Regions from separate parts of the Homo sapiens genome. Here region 2 is linked to region 1. Evidence: chromatin contacts called from ENCODE Hi-C or POLR2A ChIA-PET data. All regions are on one chromosome and are shown on one strand. The core of a region is the stretch at or near the end of the contact, and the rest is flanking DNA. Distances in the headings are between cores, read along the strand shown.

Region 1 (4,969 bases), core at 104-2,603:
CTGATTGATTGCGTATTTTCACCTTTTCAATGCATTGTAAATGCAGCCCCTGTTAGAGGCCAGTAAGCAGGTGGTGGAGAGTAGTTCCTGAACCATTAAGTTTGCTGCTTTTTCAGGAATACTATTAAGATGCTGGCAGAAACAAGTCTTGCCTTGTTTCCCAAGTGCGGAAAAAAGAAAGTCTTTGTTCCCAAGCAAATGAAAATACAAATCACAAGACTAAAATTATGAATGCAAAACAATATATTAAAATGTGGCTTGTGTGTAGCATTTGCATGCATTTTAATATGCATCTGTCTTTCCCTTTGCTAAATTCAGTAGGCTCTGAAAATATTAAACAATGGAGTACAATTAATGATTAGAGGAATTGTTTTGGAATATATTTTAACCTATTTATATTCCTATTGCCAAACCTCTTGCTCTTTAAGGGCTCTGAGATGTCCAATGAGATCATTTTATTGGTCAGATCTCATATCACTGTAGCCTAAAAACAATTCACAAAAATATTTTTTATAAATTGACGTGATAACGCTCAAATGATTGTAACATGATTAAAACCATTCCCAGGATAGAAAAATCAAATCCAAATTTGGAAGCTGGAAAAGGCTTTAGAGATCCTTTGGATTGGATATTCTCATCCCTCCTACTCATTCCAAAGTCTGGCTATATTTATTTCCAAAGAACCCATAAGAAATTTAAGGCCATTTTTTTTTCCCCAAAAAACCCAATTTGCTGAGCCTTCTGCTCCAGTTATCTTTGCAGCTGAAGTTTTCAGAATTGGTTTTGCCCTTTTCTGGGTTTGTTTTCGTTGCTTTCTATTTGAGCAAACCCCCAAAAGGGAAATCACTTTTAGGGCAGTAGCAAAAATGAACCAAATTTCAACCACACTCAGAATTCTTGCTCTCTGCCCATCAAGGCTTCTGGACCAGAGGAGAATATATTTCATGAGAACACAGCTCTAAGCCATAAACTTGAAATACATCAAGCTCTTTGTTGTTAATTGGCGCTTACCTCACCTGAAGGCCTTTGCCAAGAAGAGCAGAGGGGTTTAATGGGGAAGGAAGAAAGGAAAAAGCCTGAAGTCCTGGAAAACACTCCAAGCCACATGTGATTTTAGCTGGGGGGCTCTCCACTCCCCAGTATGCTGGCGCAACAAAGTGGCCTATGTGCTCTCTCAGCCCTCGGCTGTTTGTTTGGGGGGCAATGCGCAGACTGGGGCCTGAGTGATAACTGCTTCGTGTAATTACGAAGACAGCTTGAAAACTATGCTCCTCTTTGTTTCAGCCTCCAGATGACGGCTGTCTGACTGCTGTTTGTGCCAGTTTTATTTCAAAGCGCTTTTCTTTCCATATTTCAAAGGTCAGTGTGTTTACCGTGGCCAAAAAGAGCCTGTGTGTAAGAGAAAGAAATCCATGTGGCTGAGTGGCAGGAGAACCAGAAGAGGAGTTAGGGAACTGGATTCGAATCCTAGCTCAGCTTCTAGGTAAGTTAGAGAACTAAATGAGTTGATCTCTTCTCCTTTAGCATTGAAAGGGGAGGAAGGAAGTAGTACTAGTGGCCTTATTTTAGATTAAAAAAAAAAAAAAGGCCGGGCGGTGGCTCACGCCTGTAATCCCAGCACTCTGGGAGGCCGAGGCGGGCGGATCACGAGGTCAGGAGATCGAGACCAGCCTGGCTAACACGGTGAAACCCCGTCTCTACTAAAAATACAAAAAATTATCCGGGCATGGTGGTGGGCACCTGTAGTCCCAGCTACTCTGGAGGCTGAAGCAGGACAATGGTGTGAACCCGGGAGGCGGAGCTTGCAGTGAGCCGAGATCGCCACTGCACTCCAGAGCCTGGGCAACAGAGCAAGACTCCGTCTCAAAACAAAACAAAAAAACCTAGAAGTGTGGTTCTCAAAGAAGACGTGTAGTTATTTCCAGTAAAGAAACACTATCAAACACTCAACTGAGAAAATGTCCACTTCATCTCCGTGAAATGGAAATATTTCCTCCCTCAGAGAAAGCAGGCTTGATATTTTGGCCACCCTTGGAAATCTTGAGATTGTTTTTGGTCAAGGAATTTTAGCACTGGGAACGAATAGCAAACCCCAAACCCTTTCTCAGGACTCTTAGTTGGCTTTCTGACGCCATTACTTAGAAAAACAAGGCTGGTTAGACTGAGTTACCTCCCCATATTTAAGACATTAGTGTTTTTATTATGGATATTTGAAAACAGCATCAGATTTCAATGGTGTAAGCTCCATACCTATTTCTCTTTTTTATTTTCTAAATTTTTAAAATGAAGTGGGGTCATTTGATCTCTTATCAAATCAGTTGGAGACTGGTTTTTTTCCTTTAACTTTTATTTTTTTTCTCTTGAGACGGGGTCTGACTCTGTCACCCAGGCTGGAGTGCAGTGGTGCCATCTTGGCTCACTTCTACCTCCACCTCCTGGGCTCAAGCCATCCTCCCGCCTCAGCCTCCCAACCCACCACACCCAGCTAATTCTTTTATTAATATTTTTTGTTGAGACAGGGTTTCACTATGTTGCCCAGGCTGTCTTGAACTCCTGAGCTCAAGCAATATGCTCACCATGGCCTCCCAAAGTGCTGGGATTACAGGCGTGAGCCACCGTGCCCAGCCCATACCTATTTCAGATGCTCTTCGTGATTCATTTTCTTCTAATATGTTTTTCCCATCTATCTTGCTCAATTTTTATAGAATGAGCTCCTGGGAAAAGGAGGTAAATAAGCTGTTGAAGTGGTAGAGAGCCTGCGTTCTGAAGCTACATTTGCCTAGGTTCACATGTTAATACTGCCACTTTGCTATGTGACCTCGGATAATTTGCTTAACTTTTCTGTGCCTCATAGTTTTCTTGTCTACTAATGTAAGTACTTACTTTATGGTGTTGTGAGGATTAAATGGATTAACCCACGTGAAATATGTAGAACAGTGTCTGGGACTTCATAAACATGCAAATGTTGAGCTAATTATGAAAAACACTCCTTTCCGAAATGAATTCTGCACTGGGAAAATTCTTCTCTTTTGTGCTACCGTTTCTCTTCTTGAATCGATCCACCTACATCTGCAGAAGTAAAAAAGTAAATTTGCAAATGCCAAGGGAACAGTGCCTGTGTTGTAAAAGAGAGGAGAAAGTAAAACAGAAAAAAAGAACAAAGGAAATATCTTAAATGTTATTCCCCAATTACTGTGAATTTTCAGCCTCCTGTGAAATAAAGATACTTTCTGCCTTGAGTTTGCACAAGACAAAAAGAATTCTCACTCCTTGACCAGAAAAAAAGCATGACCATCCTTGGCTGTGACTCAAGAAGAATGGAGGAAAGCACAGGAAGGGGAACTAAAGTGTATTGAAGACTTTGTCTACACCCTGGATTTGAATTCATGAGTTGAATACCATTGATTTTATAAGCAAATCAAACTTGATTTTATAATCAACGAATCAAAGAAAAAAAAGGTTCAGGGAGGTGAAGTGGCTTTTCAAGGTCGAGCCAGTCAGTGGCATGGCTGGATGTAAGCCCACTTCTACGTGATGCCAAGGCCCCTCATTTTGCCTCCTTCTTACATCCCCTTCTTAGGAGGAACCTGGCTAAGATGGAGTTCTGAGAGGCTCCCAGGAGTGTAGGCTGAACCTAGACTCAAGGTAATCCATTACTACACAGGCAGTATTATAAGCAAGATGCTCTTGTATTTTTTCTAAGTCATTTATATGCCCGTTCAAATGAGTAGACTCATAGGGGTCTTTGTTTTGAATCACGTAATTTTAGGCTTCAAGGAGAGGGGAACCTTCAGAAAAGTCATTTCCGTTCACTTCTAAAGTGAGAATAGTTAAGTTATACCCACTTTAAAGATGCCTTCTAGCTCTCACTTAAAAAATTCTATGTTATCCAAAGCAACTTATGAATAAGGTACTGCCTCAGTTTCTTATTGCTGCTATGTAAATTAGTCCAGACTTAGTGGCTTAAAACAACACAGATTTATTATGTGAAATTTATGGTTCTGGAGGTCAGAAATCCAAAATGGGTCTCACTGGACTAAAACTAACGTGTTGTCAGGGCTGCATTCTTCCTGTGGGCTTTAGGGGAGAATCTATTTTCTTGACTTTTCTAGAATCTAGAGGCTGCCTGCATTGCTGGGCTCATGGCCTCTTCCCATCTTCAAAGCCAGCAATGGCCAATCAAGGTTTTCTCACATTATACCACTCTGACATTGACTCCTCTGCCTCCCTCTTCTACATTTAAGGAACCCTTGTGATTCTACCCAGAAAATCCAGATTAATCTTATTTTAGGTCAGCTGATTATCATGCTTAATTCCATCTACAACTTCATTTCTCCTTTGGCGTGTAATATAATATATCCACAGATTCTAGATATGGACATCCTTGAGGGGCCATTACCTTGCTGACCACAGGTACCTACATGATGTTGTCAACAGGATGCATCTTTAGTATTTGAGCTCTGCCACATTCTAGTGGCCTAACGTGGACAAGTTACTTAACCTCTCTGTGCCTCAGTTTCCTCACATGCGGATAATAGCAGTATTTATGGGGTTGTTATGAAGATTAAATGAATGAATACTTTTAGGACACTGCTGGATGATTAAGTCCTAGCTCTTATTATTATTATTATCTTTGTGATTATTGTTTTGAAGATGATGTGGACAACCAGAACATAATTTATGTAATTTATGCAGCTAGTTGATACATTGATTTCAAGATAAATTGTTTTGCTATGTGCCAGAGGCAGTTGCTATCTGTGACTTCTCCTTGTCTCCTCTTTCCCTCTATTGGCCAGCAATCTGAAGGCCACTCCCTCTGATAACTTCTGCCATTGATTCAGCCACTGGGATGGCCCAGAGAGGACAACAGTCTAGAAGTGTGCAAACATGCATCAAAGATGTTATGCTAACAGAAACAACAGGAGCAATGACATAGGCATTGTCTTTTTATTCATTTGGGAGTTTCAGT
Region 2 (5,274 bases), core at 330-2,829, 120 kb before region 1:
TTGATTTCCCTTAGAGGATTGACTTCTGCTTATGGAAGGCCAGCTTGGTGGGCTTATCAGTGAAAGGGTGAGTGTGGTAGGCAGCACGGCCTCCAAATGATGTCCATGCCCTGATACCTGGAGCCTGTGAATATGTTACATTGCATGGCAAAAAGGGCTTTGCAGATGTAGTTACAAACCTTAAGACAGGGAGACTAGGCCAGGTGCAGTGCTCACACCTGTAATCCCAGCACTTTGGACAGCTGAGGTAGGTGGACAACTTGAGATCAGGCATTTGAGACTGGCCTGGGCAACATGGTAAAAACCCGTCTCTACTAAAAATACATAAATTAGCTGGGCCTGGTGGCAGATGCCTGTAGTTGCAGCTATTTGGGAGACTGAGGTAGGAGAATTGCTCGAACCTGGGAGGCAGAGGTTGCACTAAGTTGAGATTGCACCACTGTACTCCAGCCTGGGTTACAGAGTGAGACTGTTTAAAAACAAAAACAAAACAAAGATAGGAAGATTATTCTGGATAACCTGGTGGGTGCAACATAATGATTTGAGCCCTTAAAAGTAGAGAACACTGTCTTGCTGGAATCAGTGATGCAGCAGAAGGAAAAGTCAGAGAGACCCAATGTATAAGAGGGATTCGTTCACCAATGCTGGGGAGGATTACAGGTAAAGCATGAGGAAGGATGTAGGCAGTCTCTAGGAGCAAAACCTGGTCCTTGGCTGACATCCAGCAAGGCAATGGGAACTTCAGTCCTAGAATCACAAGAAACTGGATTTGGCCAACAACCTGAATGATGCTGGAAGAACATTCTTCTCCAGAGACTCCAGTACAGAGCTCAGCCCTACTGGCAACTTGATTTTGGCCATATGAGCCCCTAACAGAGGACCCAGTTGAGTTCATTCAGCCTTTTAACCCACAGAAGCTTTGAAGTAGTAAATTTGGGTGGTTTTATGCCATTAAGTTAGTCACAGTTTGTCACAGCAGCAACAGAATACTAATTCAGTCAAGAGCTGGCCAGTCAGACGTTCTTTTCCAGGAATTGGAATATTTAGCTACCTGATACAGGGACCAAGACATTTTGAAGATGGTCCATTCCAACAGTAGCATCTTGGAGACATCACATCCACATGCTCTGGTCCCTGTCCTTTCGAAAGCCTGGTAATTCACCTTTCTTTGAGTTACCTCTCAACTTTTTTGTTATTATTATTATGTTAGCTCACTAGAATCAGATTTTCTTCCCTATGACAAATAACCCTACCTAGTACAAGGGTAGATAAGTAGCAGAGCTCAGAGCTGCCATGATGCTCTGGGAGATGGGGTGCATTGACACCTCCCATGTTTACAAATACTTCTCAAGCAGCTAAGCAAGGCTGTGACCTGCCAGCTCAGTTGTAAGTTCACTAGACAAGTGCCATTGTCTAAAGGTCTTTAGGGCCAGACTCAGAGTAAGCCATGCACATTCCTCCTAATTTAACTGTAGCTGGGTTTCCTATTCAATTAGAGGAGAACTTATTGAAGAATAGTCTCTAAGGAGAAAGAGGAACTGTTCCTTCAGTGCATTGATTTTTATAGTGTGAAAGCAAACAGGTTTTTATGTGTGTCCAGGAATATATTGGGGGTTATAAGGTTTTTTTTTAATTAGGATATTCTCAAAATCTGCTTTGCTTCTTGATCCAAAAGTCAAAGAATGTCAAGATGAGTAGACATTAAACAATAATGAGTTTAATCTCTCATCAAGTACTTAAATTCTGCCCTCTGTATTCATCATAACAGGGTGACTGCTTTAACAAAAACTTCAAAATTTTATTGGCTTCACCTCAATGAAGCTTATTTTTCACTTATGTCTTATTTCATTGCAGATTAGCAGGAAGAGGCTATGCCATTCAGGGATACAAGTTCCTTCCATCTTGTGGCTCTTCCTTCTTCTAGATAACCAAAGTATTCCCCTTTCAGCCAGCAGATGGGGCAAGGGGGTGAGGCTCACACAAAGGGTTGGTAGGGTGGAAGGGGCAGTTAAAGGGCAGCCTGGATTTGGCAGGTACCACTGTCACTTACATTTCATCAGCCAGAACTCAGCCACCAGCCCACACCTAACAGCAAGGAGACTGGCACATGCAGTCCAAGTGTACAACCAGGAAAAAGAGGAGAACATAGATAGTGGAGAAAACTAGCTATCTCTGCTTTAGCCTTCCAAGTGGTTATATGACCTCCCCTAACATTCTTCTAGTGACAGGGAACTCATTACTTTTTTTGAGTAAGATAATGTATTTCACCTTTAAACATCCTGGGCAGTTAGGGAGTTTTTCTTTTGTTGAGTTGAACTATATTTTGCTGCATTGTCAAGATAAGCTAATACTTAAGACATAGGCTCTAGAGCCAGACTGCTTGAGTTTGTATCCAAACTCCATCAACTTGGGACAATTATTTCTCAGAGTCTGTTTCCTCATAAATTAATGCATGTATTGCATGGCTTGTGCCTGACATGTAATACATTCTCAATAAACATTAGTGCTTAATGTACCATATATTGGTGCTTGTTTTAACCTTTGTATTCATACAGGTACATCCTTGTCCTTGTCCTTGGATATTTAAAGGTATCTCTGACCCTATTCTAAGTATCTTCCAGAATCTTCAGCTGTTACTCAAGTGAACTCATTTAGCGTCCCTTTCCAATTCTGGTCACTATTCTCAGACTGGGGTTCAGTGTGTCTATAGCCCTTTGAAGAATATGGTGTTCTTATCAGATTACAAGATTCTTTTTTTTTTTTTTTTTTTTTTTTTTTTGAGACAGAGTCTCGCCCTGTCGCCCAGGCTGGAGTGCAGTGGCACATTCTCGGCTCACTGCAAGCTCCACCTTCCGGGTTCACACCATTCTCCTGCCTGTCTCCCAAGTAGCTGGGACTACAGGTGCCTGCCACCACACCTGGCTAATTTTTTGTATTTTTAGTAGAGATGGGGTTTCACCACATTAGCCAGGAAGGTCTCCATCTCCTGACCTCGTGATCTGCCCACCTCGGCCTCCCAAAGTGCTGGGATTACAGACGTGAGCCACCACACCCGGCCTACAAGATTCTGATATGCTCTGACCAGGGAAGAGGGCAGGAAAATTATAACATCCTTATTTTCAGCAGCTGCACATCTGTCTGTGCAACCTAATGAGAGGTGACAGCGTGCTGGCAGTCCTCACAGCCCTCGCTCGCTCTCGGCGCCTCCTCTGCCTGGGCTCCCACTTTGGTGGCACTTGAGGAGCCCTTCAACCCACCGCTGCACTGTGGGACCCCCTTTCTGGGCTGGCCAAGGCCGCAGCCGGCTCCCTCAGCTTGCAGGGAGGTGTGGAGGGAGAGGTGCGAGCTGGAACCGGGGCTGCGTGCAGCGCTTGCGGGCCACCTGGAGTTCCAGGTGGGCGTGGGATTGGCGGGCTCCGCACTCGGAGCAGCCGGCCGGCCCTGCCGGCCCCGGGCAATGAGGGGCTTAGCACCCGGGCCAGTGGCTGCGGAGGGTGTATTGGGTCCCCCAGCAGTGCCAGCCCACTGGCGCTGCGCTCGATTTCTCACCAGGCCTTAGCTGCCTTCCCTCGGGGCAGGGCTCGGGACTTGCAGACCGCCATGCCTGAGCCTCCCACCCCCTCCATGGGCTCCTCTGCGGCCCGAGCCTCCCCGATGAGCACCGCCCCCTGCTCCACGGCGCCCAGTCCCATCAACCACCCAAGGGCTGAGGAGTGTGGGCGCAAGGCGCCTGCAGCCCCGGTGCGGGATCCACTGGGTGAAGCCAGCTGGGCTCCTGAGTCTGGTGGGGACGTGGAGAACCTTTATGTCTAGCTCAGGGATTGTAAATACACCAATCTGCACTCTGTATCTAGCTCAAGGTTTGTAAACACACCAATCAGTACCCTGTGTCTAGCTCAGGGTTTGTGAATGCACCAATCCACACTCTGTATCTAGCTACTCTGGTGGGGCCTTGGAGAACCTTTGCGTGGACACTCTGTATTTAGCTAATCTGGTGGGGATGTGGAGAACCTTTGTGACTAACTCAGGGATTGTAAAGGTACCAATCGCGCCCTGTCAAAACAGACCACTTGGCTCTACCAATCAGCAGGATGTGGGTGGGGGCAGATAAGAGAATAAAAGCAGGCTGCGGGAGCCAGCAGTGGCAACCCGCTCTGGTCCCCTTCCACACTGTGGAAGCTTTGTTCTTTTGCTCTTTGCAATAAATCTTGCTGCTGCTCACTCTTTGGGTCCACACTGCCTTTATGAGCTGTAACACTCACCGCGAAGGTCTGCAGCTTCACTCTTGAAGCCAGCGAGACCACGAACCCACTGGGAGGAACGAACAACTCCAGACGCGCTGCCTTAAGAGCTGTAACACTCACCGCGAAGGTCCCCAGCTTCACTCCTGAGCTGGCGAGACCACGAACCCACCAGAAGGAAGATACTCCGAACACATCGGAACACCAGAAGGAACAAACTCCGGACACGCTGCCTTTAAGAACTGTAACACTCACCGTGAGGGTCCGCAGCTTCATTCTTGAAGTCAGTGAGACCAAGAACCCACCCATTCCGGACACACTAGGATCACATTAGCTTTTTCACTCACCACTTCACCCAGTTACTATATATCAATCTTACTTTCTACAAAAAGTTTTAAAATTTTATATAAATGTAATTGTTAAGCCAAATTTCTTGCATTGCTATAAGGTTTTATATTCCCAAGAGAAGGTTGTTATACTTATGCCTATACACTTTTAGTATATTCTATTTGATCTTGTATTTTCAATCTAAATGGAAGTTACTGCATTCTCAAAGCCCTCCTACTACTTAACCGTGGCTAATACAGTTTCCTAGAACACAAGGAGAGTGATCAAGACTCATTTGTTAGTGTAAATGTCTTTTCCCTGGCATTATAAATGACTAGTGTCAGGGAAAATTACTAAGCTGATATTTAGGAAATTTTTTTCTATTTTTGAAAAGTTATTAAAAACACACACACACACATACACCAGCACACATTCTTGGGATGAAGCCTAGCACAACTGTTTCAATGTGAATTCCTTTAGCCTTTTCTCCTTTTGGACAGGGAGTTTCACTGTGTGTGCTGACACATTGTGTGGGGTTGAGAAGGACAAGAAAGGAGACCAAAGATAAGGCAGAAGAAGCGGGTGGATACCACAGATAACACTTTAGGCAGGTTTAAAATTCTTATTGAAGAAAACTCACCTAGCAGTGGCTGAACTAGGTGACCCTGAAGGCTCCTTACAAACCTATGATTCTCATAATCTATCT

What was found. Hi-C counts contacts between places; a loop is a spot of excess contacts on that map. ChIA-PET counts read pairs that join two places held with the same protein, here RNA polymerase II (POLR2A). Pooled maps may share reads with other maps.
Region 2: a loop to region 1 is called in a pooled map, with 2.3 times the contacts of the local background. The contact joins two enhancer-like sites. A Hi-C loop is called at or near these places in 5 of 168 maps with a recorded cell type or tissue (CD4-positive, alpha-beta memory T cell, CD8-positive, alpha-beta T cell, mammary epithelial cell and 1 more), 1 of 37 single-sample maps with no recorded cell type and 11 of 50 pooled maps. POLR2A ChIA-PET finds 5 or more read pairs at or near these places in 5 of 52 experiments (CD4-positive, alpha-beta T cell, CD4-positive, alpha-beta memory T cell, activated CD4-positive, alpha-beta memory T cell and 2 more).

Annotation. Positions count from the first base shown.
Region 1 is chr12:92,284,998-92,289,966 of GRCh38, reverse strand. All of the region lies in intron 2 of LINC02391 (long intergenic non-protein coding RNA 2391), which reads left to right. Among named protein-coding and RNA genes, the nearest start is that of LINC02391, 76 kb to the left of the region's middle. Within about 2 kb of position 1,353, at least 3 of the 41 ENCODE cell types and tissues checked have a DNase peak (open chromatin) inside an H3K27ac peak, as active enhancers do.
Region 2 is chr12:92,404,961-92,410,234 of GRCh38, reverse strand. No RefSeq gene overlaps it. Among named protein-coding and RNA genes, the nearest start is that of CLLU1, 14 kb to the left of the region's middle. RefSeq lists a cis regulatory region at 4,944-5,274. Within about 2 kb of position 1,579, at least 4 of the 41 ENCODE cell types and tissues checked have a DNase peak (open chromatin) inside an H3K27ac peak, as active enhancers do.